Linked DNA regions of Homo sapiens: region 2 is linked to region 1. Evidence: chromatin loops called from intact Hi-C (ENCODE). Cell type or tissue: B cell. All regions are shown on one strand.

What was found. A loop is a pair of places that touch in the nucleus more often than their neighbours do. Peaks named below come from ENCODE experiments on the same cell type or tissue, not always from the same donor. Only the 100,000 strongest peaks of a DNase experiment are listed, where the experiment ranks them.
Region 2: it touches region 1 in a loop (12-fold over the local background); 8 of 110 quality-filtered maps call a loop at or near these places.

What each region holds. Positions count from the first base shown.
Region 1 is chr7:155,505,334-155,513,333 of GRCh38, forward strand. It overlaps CNPY1 (canopy FGF signaling regulator 1), which reads right to left. Exons shown (of 5, transcript NM_001393663.1): 3 at 3,561-3,764; 4 at 1,687-1,783. Among named protein-coding and RNA genes, the nearest start is that of CNPY1, 37 kb to the right of the region's middle. RefSeq lists a silencer at 1,584-1,633 and enhancers at 3,495-4,342, 4,343-5,188. In B cell, no CTCF peak of the experiment used is centred here; DNase peaks (open chromatin) are centred at 3,768, 4,008, 4,208, 4,888 and 1 weaker place; H3K4me3 peaks cover 735 bases; H3K27me3 peaks cover 5,124 bases.
Region 2 is chr7:155,368,119-155,376,118 of GRCh38, forward strand. It overlaps LOC105375593 (a long non-coding RNA gene), which reads left to right. Exons shown (of 3, transcript XR_928236.4): 3 at 1,684-2,913. Among named protein-coding and RNA genes, the nearest start is that of BLACE, 4.2 kb to the left of the region's middle. RefSeq lists enhancers at 3,770-4,281, 5,306-5,817 and a silencer at 4,475-4,664. In B cell, CTCF peaks have their summits at 4,619 (motif pointing left) and 4,821; DNase peaks (open chromatin) are centred at 4,373, 5,693, 5,983, 6,743 and 3 weaker places; H3K4me3 peaks cover 3,151 bases; H3K27me3 peaks cover 5,844 bases.

The DNA of each region.
Region 1 (8,000 bases):
TAAAAATCAAATGCCAATTAAGAATTATCTCATCAGGTTTCATTTTATACTTGCAAAATTGCACCTATCTTAGGTTTATTCTTTCAGCTTGCATTTTCTCAAGGTTAGTGTTAAGTTTTATTCCAATTATAAATATGCAGAAGGAATGAAGAAAGGTAGTTAAGATTATTGAAATTAAGTCAAATTGACAAACTTGGGAGCAGTCTTTCCCCAGGATCTTATTATTCGGGGTGACTACTGCTGGGACTAGTTACTGGAACCCTCTCTAGTCCTCCTGGAGCATCTGAGAGAGGGCCCATGTAGCAGTGGATCTGCGTTTGTCATAGACCACGTCCTTTATGAGGAAAAAATAGGGAAATTAATATTTCAAATATTGTTCATCACATTTTTGCTTCTATCTGAATGCCTACATACATCTCTGAATTGTTTGAAACACTTTAAAAACATTTCCTGTGGGAAGTTGTGGTCATGGACATCACACATTTCTATAGTATATCTCCCACATCAAAGAAAAATACCCCAAATGCCTGAATAATCCTGACTACGTCGTCTCACTGTATTCTTTTGCAAGCTTCATTAAAACTGGATTTTAAACAGAAACAACCCAATTATCTACTCAGAGTATAAGCAAAAAAGACAAAAACAAAACCAAAAACAAAAAAAACAAAACTTTACCTGTTCTGTTAATGGGAGATTTGTGTACTTCTTGTTTAATAACTTTTGATGACATGAATATTTATCTACAAATGTTCAGTAGCTGTTATTTTAAGGACTTTGGCACTACATTTGATATAATGGATGTAGGTGTATTATATACTTTATTGTAAACAACTGCTGAATGCTAATTGTCTCAAACTTCCACATTGTTTAAAAGTACCCCACTGGCTTTAAATCATTGTCTTCATATCTACTCACTCATTTCTTCCCAAAGATATCCAAAAGAATGCACAACTGTGTACTCCATTCTTATAAATGTATTAAACAAGCATCCAAGTTAGGGGACTAGAAGGTCTACGTACAGCCAACAGAGCGGAGAGTCAGTGACCATCGCTTTCAACTTTGTATATTATAAATAAAATTCTGCTCATTTTTTCCAGCTTCTGAGTGTGTGTATATGCTTAAGAATTAACTATTATTTTCCACCCTCTGAGCCAGAAAAAAATTTTTTTTAAGAAGTAGATACAGGAATGGAACCTGGAAAAAAATCCAGCATCCCCCCAAACAAACAAACAAACAAACAAACAAAAAAACTTTAGAAAGTTCTTACAAAATAAAAATCGCACCTTCTGCTGCTGTAGCAGATACTCAAGCCATGAAGTGAGGGTCTCCTTCCCTGGTCCAGGATGGAAAAATCCTCTCTCTCAAAGTTTTTAAAAAGAAAGTGCTTTGGAGTCTTCTAATTCTGAACAAGAATTTTCTCCTTAACTGGAAATCAAGAATGTTTGAATTCACTTAATATATAGAGGAAAGAAAGTACAAAGAGGAAGGCCACACAGCCCTGTGGTTTCTGTTTATCTGTTTTCTCTCACATGCTGTCGTTTCTGATTCAGCGGAGACGGGGGATCCTGTGTCAGAGCCGTGGATCGCAGAGGCAGCGAGGCTCGGTCTGCAAACAAGACGCTGCAAGGCTGAGTGAGAGAGAGAGGGTGTGCGAGCAGCGAGCACATGTTACATCAGACACAGTACCTGATTTTTCACTGCACAGCTTGTCAGCTAGATAGTGTGTCTCCTGGGCGATAAGTGAGGATATTTCATCTTCATACTCTTCTATTATAGTTTCACACTGTAGAAACATAATAACAACATATGTGGATAGACGCACACTGGCGGGGCACTTTGTTAGGAAGGACTTTGCAACAATTTATTAGCTAAACATAGGAAATCATGTAACCAAGGTGGTCCATTTTTATTCGCCCTTTTGGTTTAATACATCATTGCATTGGATTAACCCTCTTCCCAGAATGTTAATTGCATCATTTTCCTGGGGCTTAAGTAAATGATGAGTTGTGTTGGAAGACATGGGAGCCTGAGGAAGGAACATCTCTTTGCATGTTTCGCTTCCTTAAATCGGACTGGAAGTCATAGGAAGAAATGGACCTCCTATCGAAGGAGCTGAAAAGTCCAACGGTTTTTAAACTAAAAAAAAAAAAAAAAAAAAAAAAAAAAGAAGACCACAGCTCCCCGAAATGATTAAACCAGTTTCCTTGTGATTTAACATAATAATCCATTTTGTGGCTTGAAAGTGTGAAAACAATTAAGCCTTCTCAGCAATCAAAACAAACGCATCTTCAATTTCACTGTGGAGAACACCCTTGACAGTTACTTCGGGAGGTGTCTTTTCATGCTGTTTAGAGATCCATCCAACATTTCACTTCACTTAAAAAAAAATACCTGACCTTTCAGAGAAGAGGGTGCTCAAATACACCCCTGCATTTGAAAATCTTAAATTCTAACTGAAGTATGTTTCTTTGTTAAGGAACTACCAGGTTATACTTTCGGGAGCTGTGAAGTTACCTAGTGGTATTCACCAGAGACTTGTAAATCATTTTCTGAGTTCATTAAGCAAGACTCTAAAAATGTTTAATGGCATTTTAAAAGATTTAAATTCGACTCTAATGTGCCTATTTAAAACCTGTGAAATACAAACACACGTATTCATTGTCATTCTTATTCTGTAGTACTTTTAACCCTGATTATTGCCTTTACTTTCTAGTTAAAATAAAATCTTTAAAAATCGGCTAAAGCCCTTATTTCAAGGTTTCAGCAGGCCTGGTATTTTGGCCAATGTGTGAACTTAATACATTTTTTAAAACAGGACTGCCCATCACTTTGTCTGATTCAACAGCATTGACTAAAGTGAAAAATATTGCAACGTATTTTGCCAAGCATATTCTAGCAAGCCAGAGACTAGCATTCACAAAAAATCAACATTACACTGGAAGGAAATTTGGCATCAGGCTAACTATCATACCTAAGCCTTTGTTTAACTTAGTTTGGGCTAGAATATTCGAATTAACTCAGGATACAATTCTCCCTCCTCTGTCAAGCCTTAGAAAAAAAGAGGTGGTTGCATCACTCTCCCTCTGTCATTTGGCTGTAGATATTTGAAAGCGGCATTCGTTTTAATTTGGCTTTTAACCTAGAAACCACAGCCCCTGATTCCTTATGTGGAAACCTGTGAGAGACCTTCCTTGCACCAGCACTGACTAAGACCACTCTGGAGTCCCCACACGAGCAAAATGGTTTAAGCAAAACGTTCTGCAAAACTGTCTTAAAGTCCCCGGGACTTGTGCACAGCACCTTCCGTAAAGTATCACTGAGACGTGTCCATTGATCACCATAAATTGCCACAACCCCTTAGGTGTCTCAAAAGTCAAGTTACTAAACGCATGGTGAGCACTTAAGCAGCAAGACAACAAAGTCAGCAGATGACATTTTAATGTGCATTTTGATGTTCCATGTCTTGAAACTCAACCACAACAAGAGTAGAAAACAACAAAAAAGAGTTCCAAAAACACGTTTCTGGATCATACGATTCATCTGCAAGGAAGAGAGCTTACCGCAAATTTCAAAGGTCTGTAAGCATCAGAATAAAAATACAATTTTTTAAATTCTTGGTATATTTTGTCTCCTTTCCTAGGAGCGAATCTCTTGAAAGTTCTCTCCTTCGTCACAGGGTCTTCCTCAAGCTTGTAGTCGTTCATTCGCTCACAGACTTTCTCCAAAAGATCCGTTAGGAACGCCTCCGACTGAGCTAGGGGGATCTAAGAAGAAAGACAGGGCGAGGAAACTTGTCTTAATGTTAATGTTACTTCAAAGACCTTCCGGCGAGTCCACATGGAAACGCCACACTCTCCCTGAATGCAAACGTGTGCCACTTCCCTAGCACGGGCCCAGAAGACGGTACCGCAGATTGTTATTACAATGTAACAACGACCTGCTTTACATCATTACGGGGCTAGCGTAAATTCCAGTTTTTTAAAAGTGCATATATTTCAAAGTGGCCAGAAAAAAAATACATTCAAACTAGAAACTATACCTCTACATAGAATCATGTTTAGAAATCACTGAGCATGTAGCAAAAAGCATGACGCATAGAAAATGGCAGTTATTATCCATCTACTTGTCAGACAGAGAGAGGAGAGAGAGAGGAGGGGGAGAGAGACAGAGAGAGGGAAAGGAGGGAGAGACAGAGAGAGGGAGGGAGAGAGAGCGAGAGAGAGAGCGCGCGCTCAGCTGGCTTCAGATCCCCTTAGTCGGGGAGAAGTTGGGGAGGCCCAAAGTCTGGCCCTCCCCGGGGCTGCCCTTGGCTGCGCGTCCCCCACGCTGCAGCCGCGCGATGGCCCGGGCTGGGGTGGACGTGGGGCTGGGAGAGGAAGGGGCTCACGGACGGGCGCCCCATCTCCCAGGCGGGCTCCTCGGCTGCTTTCTTTGGGAACAGCTGGTGCACGTCCCCGCGCGCCCCTCTCCCTCCGGAATTCGGCGAGGATTCAGCTGGACCCTTTGGCCACCACCTCCGCCCCGGGCGCGGGTCAAAGAGCACCCCTCGCCCTTGGTAACGGAGACAAAACGTTCGGGGCCGTCTAGACAGGTCAAGGTGCAGGATGCGGCGTCCCCGCGGCTCCTTCCGGAAGGGGGCGTGGAGCCGCCAAGGGCGCCGGACCGCGCCGCAGCCCGGGCCTTTGCGGGCTTTTTCCCTCTCCACCCTCTGCTGATCAAAGTAGGAAGTTTGCATGACAACCGCAGTGAAAGGGGCTGAATCACAAATGAACTCGATTTCTGCAGTGTTGATCTATCCAGCCTCCATTGTCCCCTTTCAGGCGCAGTATGAACCCTTCCGGTGCCAGCGGCCGCGCTACATTCACAGGCGCGCTCGGGGCGCACAAAGGGTCTCCGCGCTTCACCGCCATCTGGCCACAAATCTCATCAGCGGCGCGGCGGCGTCCCCTTGAAAGCGCGGGCGGAGGGTGCGCTTGTGTTCTTGAGACCCAGGTTCCATTACAAACCACCCAGCATCGCCACCGGCGCCCCCCGTTTCAATAAGGAAGCCACTTTGTCAAAACATTCTAAAAGAAACTTGGGAAGAGGACGCGTCAGAGAAATACCGCCGCCGATTAACTATCAGCTGCGCCTCCCCTGTGCACAGGTAACATCCCTCCTTCTCCCCCACGACTCGGCTGGAGCTTGATTTTGAGCTGCTCTCAAGGCCCAGGCACTCGAATCGGAAGTTAAATAGCTTATGGACTATTTAATAGAATATACCACCACACGTATCTAATCACTCAAATACCACGCTTTTAAAACTCATGAATGTTTTAATCGCTAAAAATGTCTACAGTCAAAAACTGCAGCCTAAGTGGCTCAAAGTGCACATTTCAAACACAAGTAGCGTTCTACTTACGCTTTAATTATGCCGTTCATTAATTTTCATTAAGTTGTAAAACATGCAAAGAATACGTAGATTAACAAACAAAACTGAAAATCTGTTTTATTAATTTACAGAAACAAATAATTAAACACGTATTAATCACTGGAAAAACTATAAAATGCAGAGGCAGATTTTAAAATGTAATTTAATCAAGACAGATCATTAGCGGAAAGATTACGGAGGTTTTCTTTTTCTGTGATGCATGTATTTTAGGTATTATTTCCTTAGCTGATACATATACAATATATTCATAGTAGTTTCTGGATGTCAACAGAGTAGCATTTTACTTGAAAGTGAAGAGTAGACGCTGTCATTTAAAAATATCTAACTGTAATCAAGAAATTCATTCTCTCTCTCCTTTCCTTCCTCCCTCCCCCACTCTCGTTTCCCATCTGAAAAGTAAACATACTTGATACTTGGGGGGATGGGGACAGAGCCAGGAGGAACCAGGGTCTGATCGCTGGGGGCTTTCAGAAACTTAGGCCTTCCTTCCATTAGAACACCAAATTCCATCCTAATACACCACTTAATTCATGTTGAGTAGAGGCCACGCTGAAAACTAATTTTTCAATTCACAGAACATTGTGAGCTATTTGCAAAAGTTGCTGAGCATATAAGTTTTGAGCAAAATTGTAATGTTTGTGTGTGGAAGGCCTTCCACAACTTACTTCTGTGGGCCACTTGATTTATTTCCTAGGTTGCACCTTTTGGAAACAGTTCCCCATGTTAAAACTTTCTACCTACCAGTGGATTGTTTTTATTTTGAAAGTGTAATTTGACATGTTTGAATATGCTACTGTTTTGCCTATTTTAACACAAATATGTTATGGCAAGGTACAAACGTGTGAATTTCTACAATTTTGTCAGTCTATGAAGGCTGACTGGCTTTTTGATGTGATTCGCTAGCCCTTTAGAGTAAACATTCTTTAAAAGTAGAAAATGTTTGCTGGCAGCTAGCTCGGAGACACTACCTTACGATGTTCGTTAAAAACAGGAAAGGGAAAACAGCCAGCATGAGACGAGTGGAGTTCATTTTTGCAGAAGATTAAGAAAAATTTTGATCCTGAAATCCCAAAGCATCAATTTTTTTGAGAAAGTATTTAAGAAAAAGATACTTATGCATTACAGCTCTTTATACATTTATTCAAATGTACATGATTAGAGTTTAAAATGATTCTAAGTAGCTGAACTACGTTCAGTACATTTAAAGACTGTTCACAGAATAACTGGGCTTTTTTTTCCCCCTCAAAGTGTTTTGATTATAAGAGGCCAATAAGGATTGGGACAAGTGGAATAAAACGAAGTCTTTCTATACTGTGAAGATTTTGAATAGTACTTGTCAATAAAGCACCTCCTATTGTAATCTTAGGGAGCCTTGCCTCTGCCCTCCAAGGACTGTCTCAGAGATACTAACCTCATTAAAATATGAATGAGAAGGCCTGTGTAGCCAGAGAAAACCCACGCACTGGCACAGTTTTCTTATCTGCCATTGCTTTTACATATGGACTTGTTTGGTACAAGTTATAAGTAGAAAAATGATCCATGATAATTTCATTGCTATCTTAGAGTACCCAAGCACTCCAAGTCAATCCTAACTTTTCCCAGATTTGAACCCCACCTATAACTCTTAATCATACTTCCTAAATGCAGTGCCTATTTCTCCCCCTTTACGTTTCTTCTGACCCTGTGCTTGTTGTGTGAGCAATGGAATGGGGGTGGGGAGATACCCATAGCCCTACTTTAGAGTGGAAAGAAGTACTTGAAAGTTCTGGCTTTGGCTTCTCCAGAAGAGAAGAGCTAGGGAGTTTATTACAGACCTCTATGATAACACTTTAATAACGGCCAATTACAGCATGCCTCCATGTTTGTTCATTACTGTGTCTCTGTTAATCTTGTAGTAAATTTCTTGCTTGATAGCTGTCACAATCAGCAGGAATACAATTATGTTACAGTGGAAACTGTCGTTGTGGTATATCTGTCTCTCCCATTACAGTCTGACAACCTCCAATAAATTTCACTCATCTTTATCGTTATTTTGGAGTGTCCTTCAGATATGAAACCAGTACTTAACCTGTTTAGTGACTGATAATTAATTTCACATTGTAGCAAAGATTTTCTTTCTAGAGGTTTAGTTAATGTAAAATTTTAATTGCATTGTAGCAATATTGCATCTAGTTTAATCACTAACTTTTCATCCATAAAAATTGAAATCACTGCTGATATTAGTTAAAAGTCAATATTTAGAAGTGAAAATTCAAAGCTCCTTTGCTCTAGGCTACAACAGGGGAAGCATGAATTCAGAAACTCTTGTAAGCTGATGAGATATATAATTAGCTTTTATGTTAATTGACTGCTATGAGTTTGTTGTATGACACTTCTTCATATAATATGCAAATAGCATTGACTGTTTAGTTTTATTAGACAATATAATTAGAAATCTAAAGGCACTCATTTCGATGAGGAATAATAAAGGCTGATACATTTCCAGTGTTCTGTATATCAGAAAAAAATGAATTGCATCTGGACGTAATAAGAGAGGTTTTAGCTAGACATTATTTAGGGAGCCCAAACC
Region 2 (8,000 bases), 140 kb before region 1:
GCCGCTGCACTCCAGCCTGGGCACCATTGAGCACTGAGTGAACGAGACTCCGTCTGCAATCCCAGCACCTCGGAAGGCCGAGGCTGGCGGATCACTCGCGGTTAGGAGCTGGAGACCAGCCCGGCCAACACAGCGAAACCCCGTCTCCACCAAAAAAAAACGAAAACCAGTCAGGCGTGGCGGCGCGTGCCTGCAATCACAGGCACTCGGCAGGCTGAGGCAGGAGAATCAGGCAGGGAGGTTGCAGTGAGCCGAGATCGCAGCAGTACAGTCCAGCTTCGGCTCGGCATCAGAGGGAGACCGTGGAAGGAGACCGTGGGGAGAGGTAGAGGTAGAGGTAGAGGTAGAGGTTAGAGGTTAGAGGTTAGAGGTTAGAGGTAGAGGTAGAGGTAGAGGTAGAGGTAGAGGTAGAGGTAGAGGTAGACGTAGAGGTATCCTTTAATCTTTCTAGGACAGGTACAGTGGCTCATGCCTGTAATCCCAGCACTTTGGGAGGCCGAGGTGGGAGGATCACTGGAGGCAGGCGGATCACTGGAGCCAAGGAGTTCAAGACCAACCAGGGCAACATAGTGAGACCTTGTCTCTACAAGAAGTTTAAAAAATTAGCCAAGCATGGCGGCGCATGCCTGTAGTCCCAGCTACTTGGGAGGATGAAGCTAGAGGATTGCTTGAGCCCAGAAGGCAGAGGCTGCAGTGAGCAGTGATCACACCACTGCACTCCAGCCTGGGCGACAGAGCAAGCTCCTATCTCAAAAAAAAAAAAAAAAACAGATAATCTTTCTAGGACTTGATTTCCCAGGCTCCATAATGGCAATCTGCGCAGGCAGCTTCTGGCTCTGAGTCTTCCTGTTTCTGTGGTGCCACTGCCAGCACAGGGAGGTCATTCTGTATCATGTCACTTGCTTGGTGTTTTACACCCATGGATGATGAAACAGCAACTGCAGCCTGGAGTGCTGGGAGGCAGAGAGAGTCTCGCTTCCCAGGCCATCTGGCTTACTGTGAAGGCCAGAAGCAGCACAGCCTCTCTTGGTCACCAGGGATCAGGACTCAGGTGGAGAGGGTGGGGCAGGGGCTGGCAGTGGAGACAGGTCCACACTGGGAACCAGCTGTGCCAGGCAGTGTGGCCCTGAAGCCCCTAAGGTGTGTCAAGAGGGGTCTTTCAGGAAATGGTTAGAGAGTGCAGGTGTTGTGTTTCTCTCTGACATGTAAACATATGTCTTTCTAGACAGGCAGGTCTCCCTATACCTGCCTTACGTGGGAAGCACGTCCGCAGGAGAGGTGCCACCCAGTGCCTCCAGCACTGATCAGGCCTTTCTCAGGTGTTGGGCAGGGAGAGGCAGAGCCCAAGAGAAGCCTCAGCAGAACACTAACAGTGGAAAGGAGGCAGTGAGGTGGAAGCAGCTTCTTTGGTACATGCAGAAAGTTCTAGAAAGGCCTTTTGGCTTAGAATCCTAGCTCTATTCACGTGAAGCAGCACTTCGGCATGAGGTGGTGCTTGAGGGCCCCTTGTCTGAGTAAAACGTGGATGTTGTAGCTGGTTTTGGGGGCTGTGGGACTCCCCCATCTGCACACCCCCTACTCAGCCGATGTGGTAAGCATTTAGCCACAGCAAGTGCTTACTTAGTATTTGTTGGTTCCTGATACACAGAAATCTCTGTGATCCAAGCAGTGTTTCTCCCATAGGACTCTACCCTGCCAACCCTCAGCTCGGCTCAGCTCAGCAGCTCGCTAACTGTGAAACTCGGACGGACATCCTGTGATCACTCCAACGCTTTAAAATTCATCAAAGCGCAGAGCGCTGCCTGGCCGCAGCCCATTGCTCTGTTGTTCTGAGGGGCAAGGCCACAGCGACCTACAGCAGGGAAGAGACAAACACAGATCTGGTGCAGAGATTATTCGGGTCATCGATGACAGGCAGGCAAGAAAGCAGGAGCGTTTCCTGCACGGCCACACCCAAGCAGAACCTTTTCAGGGTACTCATCCCTTTTTAGGCTGGGCTTCGCTCCCCAGCGAGGTCAGCAGGGCCAGCTGATTGTTTTTATTTTACAGGTGTGGGATTCCCTCTGGGGTCTGACTGCCACACTCAGACACAGAAGGGGCAGCAGGGGCAGGGTTTCTAGAGACAGACCTCCTCAGTCAAATGCTGGCCACTTACCAGTCAGCAGGCTTGGAAATGTTATTTTGCCCCTTTGTGCCTCAGTTTCCTCAGATGTAAATGGAGATAATAAATGTACCTATCTCGAGGAATAAATAAAATCACCCACAGGCCAGCTGTGATGGCTCATGATTGTCATCCCAATGCTCTGGGAGGCTGAGGAGGGAGGATCTTTTGAGGTCAAGAGTTCAAGACCAGCCTGGGCAACATAGTGAGACTCTGTCTCTACAAAAATTAAACAATTGGTGGTGTGCACCTGTAGTCCTACCTACTCGGGAGGCTGAGGTGGGAGGATTGCTTGAGCCCAGGAGGTCGAGGCTGCAGAGAGCCATGAGTGCGTCACTGCACTCTGGCCTAGAAGACAGAATGAGACTATCTCAAAAAGTAAATAAATAAAACAGGTCGGGCGCGATGGCTCATGCCTGTAATCCCATCACTTTGGGAGGCTGAGGCAGGTGGATCACCTGAGGTCAGGAGTTCAATACCAGCCTGACCAACATGGAGAAACCCCGTCTCTACTAAAAATACAAATTTAGCTGGGTATGGTAGCTCATGCCTGTAATCCCAGCTACTTGGGAAGCTGAGGCAGGGGAATCGCTTGAACCCGGAAGGTGGAGGTTGTGGTAAGCCAAGATAGCACCATTGCACTCCGGCCTGGGCAACGAGAGCAAAACTCTGTCTCAAAAAATAATAATAATAAATAAATAAAAATAAAATCACCCACAAAACATGCTGAAAAGACACTTGGCCTGCCGGAATCACTCGTGAAAGTTAGTCATTGTTACAGGGGTGGCTACTAGTTCCACCTGTCCCCAGACACTGTGTGCCCCACCTGAAAGTTAGTCATTGTTACAGGGGTGGCTACTAGTTCCACCTGTCCCCAGACACTGTGCGCCCCACCTGAAAGTTAGTCATTGTTACAGGGGTGGCTACTAGTTCCACCTGTCCCCAGACACTGTGCTCCCCACCAAGTGATGGCTAGGAATCCACTCATGCTGTATTCAGACGGCCACCCCCAGACCCCTCGACTCCTACCCTAAAGCCCTGTTTTGCAAGGGCTGGGTATGTTTGCAGGATTCTGCAAGAATTCTGGTTCAAGGTTCAAAGGAACCATTTAAGAGTCCAATCGGACACCATCACAACCCAAGGACGGCCCTGGCCCCTCTGCAAGGGGTTTAGCTCAGCAGCCCGCAAACCTGCAGAGGCCTGCAGGAAGCCCCATCCCACCTGCGAGGACCCTGGCTGGGCAAGCAGTCCCTTCTTGTCAGTCGATCGAACAAAGGCCTCTCGTCCTTTCCGTACCTGGGAACGCAGGGCAGGTGGGGCGGGGAGTGGAATGAAACAGTCTGATCGGCGGTTATTGGCAGAGGAAAATGAAAGAACAAACTCCCTTTGCATTTTTTGGCTTGGTGTGCAAGAATGATGAATCCAGCCAGGAGAATAGGAAAACAACTTCGTGACCCGCTCCATCCCCTCTTTCCCTGTTGCAAGGCGAGCGGACCGCGCTGCACGGGTCCAGGCTGGGTGCCCCTCTCCCCTGGGGTAAAGAGGCAGCACAGGTTGGGACAGCTAGATGGGGGCAATCCAGGCGTCCTGCCCACGGTTTCCTGGGAGCCAACAAAGGCGCCGAGACCTCACCCGTGTGAGGCAACCGCCCCGTGGTCCCACAGAGCTTCTGGAAGTCTGCGTCCCGGCCTTCCCGATGCAAGGCGCCCTCTCCACCTGCCTCGGCCGTGAGCAGGTTCAGGAGGGCGAGAAAGGTTAGGCCGAGCGGAACCGCGCGGCCAGCGTTACGCAGGGTGCCCTGGACACCCCTAGGCGCCCACCTGGACTTGTTCCCACCTCCTCTCGCCCCTTGCCTTCTTAACCCGCATTACCCGTGTAGGCCTGGGGTGGAATCGGACTACTTGTTCGGGATTTGCTCGAGAACATTCTAGGGAGAAGGCACGCCCGGCTTTGGGCTTGGCCGAGAGTTTAGGGCAGGAGCGCCGGCGGGGAGCTCCCCGGGTGCTGGAGAATGCGTGTCCGGAAAGAAGTAGGGCGCGCTTCGTGGATGCAACCAGGGCCGTCTCGCGCACTTTCTTCCTACCCTGGGACAGCGCCTGAACTGGAGCTGGGCGCACACACTTTACGGAGCCAGCTCGGGTTCTTACGCCCTGGCTCACCCCCGCCCGCCGCCCCAGGATGCAGGTGCTGCGGCGCTCCCTGGTAGCCTCCCGCGCTCCCTGGGGGCGCGCTTTCCTCCATTTCAGGGAAGTCCCCGGACAGGTGCCCACGTTTTACGCTGTCCGGTAGAAGCCCGCGGGCTCAGGCCGACTTGCGCGGCCGCTTCTCCCCAGGGAGAGAAGCTGGAGCTTCCCCCACGCGGCCCTAAGGCGGGGCCGGCTGGGCCGGAGTGGGCGCGGCCAGGGTGTCCCAGCGCGCCCCCTGCCGACCGCGCGCTGCGGGGGGCAACTCCACCTCCCCTGGGGAGGCCTCGTCCCCGCTGCAGGGAGACTAAAGCGTGGGTCCGCGACCAGCCGGTTTAGGAACGAAAACTCTGGAACTAAAAACAAAAAATAAAACTGGTGAGTGCGCAGCGTGGTCAGTGTTTCCCTCTGGGTAATGCTTGGCCAAGGGGGAAGATCGAGTACTCCCGCCCACATCCGCCTCCCCCAGGAGGGAGGATTCCCTCTCTGCTCACCCACCCTGACCCACGCCTCCCGCCAGGTCCACTGCTCAGACAAATCTGTAGGTTTCTGAGTATCCGTATCTCGAAAAGCTTCAATGCACAAACGAGGTTTTAAGCCCATCGCGGCTTCGCAAGGGGAAGGGGCTGCTTCCCTAAAAACAAAACACAACAAAAAAGGCAAGGGGGTACTCTTGCAGATGGACTGGAATTAGTAATTTAGCCAGGGTCTCTTCCAAACTCACTGCAAAATTCGCCAGCGTCTCATTCTTCACACACGGGGCACCACACGAGAATCACCCCCTCCCCAGAATTTTGCAAAGCACGTTTGCTGAGTTTTCTCGCCTTTCCTTCCGACAAGCTCGAACTGGAACCAGCGCTCTCCCCTCTAGACCTGCCTCCGCGCCCCACCCTTCTTCCCCCACACAGTCCCTCCGCAGGGAGAATTCAGGTGCTAAAAATGCTCGGGCCTCGCAGCTTCCTCCCTCCTCCTCGGTTCCTCGAATGACCCAAGCTGCCTCTTTCCGGGCCCTTGGAAGACGGTGCGAATTCCGCGGCGGCCCGCTCTCGCCAGCGCCACAGCCCTGACTCCCACCCGGAGGCCTGAGTTCAACCGCTTTCGCTTCCTTGCGGGCCGTTCAACCCTCTGAATACGCAGATTCATTTATTTATGTTTTTTAATGTAGTAAGTGGGCAGCTAAATGAATTGCAATTTGTCATTTTTATGGTTAATTTGAAATCTCGCTCTTGTTGCCTAATCCTGTTAGTTGGTGGCAAAACAAGGAGAAACGCGTGTTTCGGCAGCAGTGATTCTAACAGGCGTTTTATGTTAAATTACAGCAGAACCCAGAACAAAAGCAGGCGGCGGACTTGCAGTCCCAGCGGCCTCGGCCGGTCCGCGCTGCCGGTGTGAGCCCCGAAGGAAAGCACCCCAAGCTGGCTGACCCCGCGCACCCCCGGCCACACCCGCCCATCCTGGCTTCGAGATTAAGAAGCCCAGTTTGGCACCCCAATTATGTTTGGCAATGTCCCCGGTGCCCCAGACCCGCACTCCGCTGCCTCCTGGCTTCTCATGCCCGCGAAGCACGGCCTCGCCCTGGGCGCGGGGCATCACCGGCGCGGAGGCCCGAGGGCGGGTCACTTCGGATCCCTTTCTTCCCTTCCTCGTCTCTGCCTCTTTTCCTTTCTTTTCTCCCTCCGCCTCTCTGTCAGCTCTTCCCGTCGTTTCCTCGGCACCCAGCTCCAGTCCAGGCGCTGTCCCAGGGTAGGAAGAAGGGCGATGCCCCTTCTTCCCCTTCTCTGGTCCCCTCCCCAGCCTCCGGCTCCCCAAGGTGCAGGGCTCCGGCGGGGGCTGGGCCGGGCGGGTGGGTTTCTGAGCCGCAGCGCTTGGAGCTGGGGGAGCGGGAGCAGGGGCGGCCCGGCGGGCGGGCCGGGACCCGGCTTTTCCGGCTACCCGTGGGCCAGGTGCGGGTTTCAGCACGCGGGGCGCGTGTGGGCGGAGGCGCCGGGGCCCGCGGCTCCGCTTGTTCGCGCGTTGTCGCTGGCGAGGCGTTTCTTGTCCCCGGCGCCCGCTCGGTGCCGTCTCAGTGAGTTTGATTGAAACGCGGCTGCGGGAAGGGGTCGACAGAGGCAAGCTGCGAGCAAGGCGGGGGTGGGGGCGAGGAAGGGGACCCGGAGAGCTCCCGGAGGGCTTGGCCGGCCACCGCCGCGCGGCGCTGCTCGGGGACTGCTACTTTGCAAGGCGGCGGCTGCCCCTGCGGGGTTCGGGTTGCAGGGTCAAGTGTCACGTCCTCCGCAATCTCCAATATTCCTGTAATGTATTTAAATGGACGAATTCATTACGCGGGGCCGTGTGAATGGGGCGAGGCCGCGAGCGCGGCGCGATCAGTAGCGCCCACTAACAGTTCGTTCTGCACGGCGGAGCGCGAGACCGCGGACCCACGGAAGCCCCCTCAATGGTGTTTGCGTCCTCGCCGCCACCGGCTTGGTAGGGTCCTTTAGGGAAGGAGGAAGAGTTCAGGCACCCGGACAGATCCTAATGGTCTTTCTGATTTTTCTTTCCCTTCGGTCCGCTTTCCCCGCGACCTCCTCCACCCTCAGTCCGCCTTTCAAACGTCGTCCGCGGGGATGGCTGCGCGATGGAGAAATTGGTCTCGTCCAGAGACGCGCGCACAGCCGTCCCCGCGCACACGCGACACGCCCAGGGCCGGCGTCCACGTGAGGGCAGCACCCTAGGTCGGGTCAGTCAAACCCCACAGCGGGGTTTCAAACAGTGTAGGGGAGGGGAAGTAGGAAAGGTCATTAAGATAAAAACAAAAATAAAAACCAGTGGCTCTTCTAGCTAAGGGGATGGCAGCGGGGGTGGAAAGTTAATAACAGGTAAGATCGCTGCCTACCCTCCCTCTGTTTTTAAGACAAAACATTGAATAAATTAAAAGGGAAAATACCCCCTGTCCCTTCCACCAGGCCTCCCGCCACATCAGGACTCCAGTGGGGTAACAGTAGGTACACACTGGACTTGCCAAGTCTGCAATCCAGCAGTCCTCAGATTAGGGACCGGAGGAAGGAAGTGCAACTCCCAGAGAGGGCAGCCAGCCTTAGCGGCGGTGACAGCTTCCTCACGGTGGTCCTGCAGCTGGAGCTCCAGAGAAAGAAGGGAGGAAGCACTTCCGGAAGTCTCTGCCAAGAGATTTTAAATTGTGTTGCCTGCGGATTTTGTGGTTGAAAGAATTACCTGGTGACTTGCCAAATCTCTGAGTTTGTTGAAAGGAGATGACCTGCCCTTAGAAACCCCTCCATTCCTGCCTACCTCCGAGACCAGAGGCTGTGCCTCTCTTTCTCTTTTCTTTCCTAGTCCCCACAGGAGGGAGGAGGAAGGTTACAGCGTTTGTGGAATCAGGCTGCCAGGCGACGTTTCGTGGTTGTATTTGGCCCACTAAATCCTAGGTCGCTCTTCCTATGTACGACTGTAGACTCACCTTCTGTATCTTATACAGGAGATGTGTAGATGGCCCATAAAGGGCAGACTTCATACAAACCCTGTGTGAGCAGTGGGATTCACTGTAGGAGGTGCAGTGGGTATTTTCTCAAAGGCATTTACACCCAAGAGTTAACACCAAGTTGACGGGACCAGAGGGTCTTTGGTGAGCAGGCCACCAGAGATGGAAAGGAAGCTTC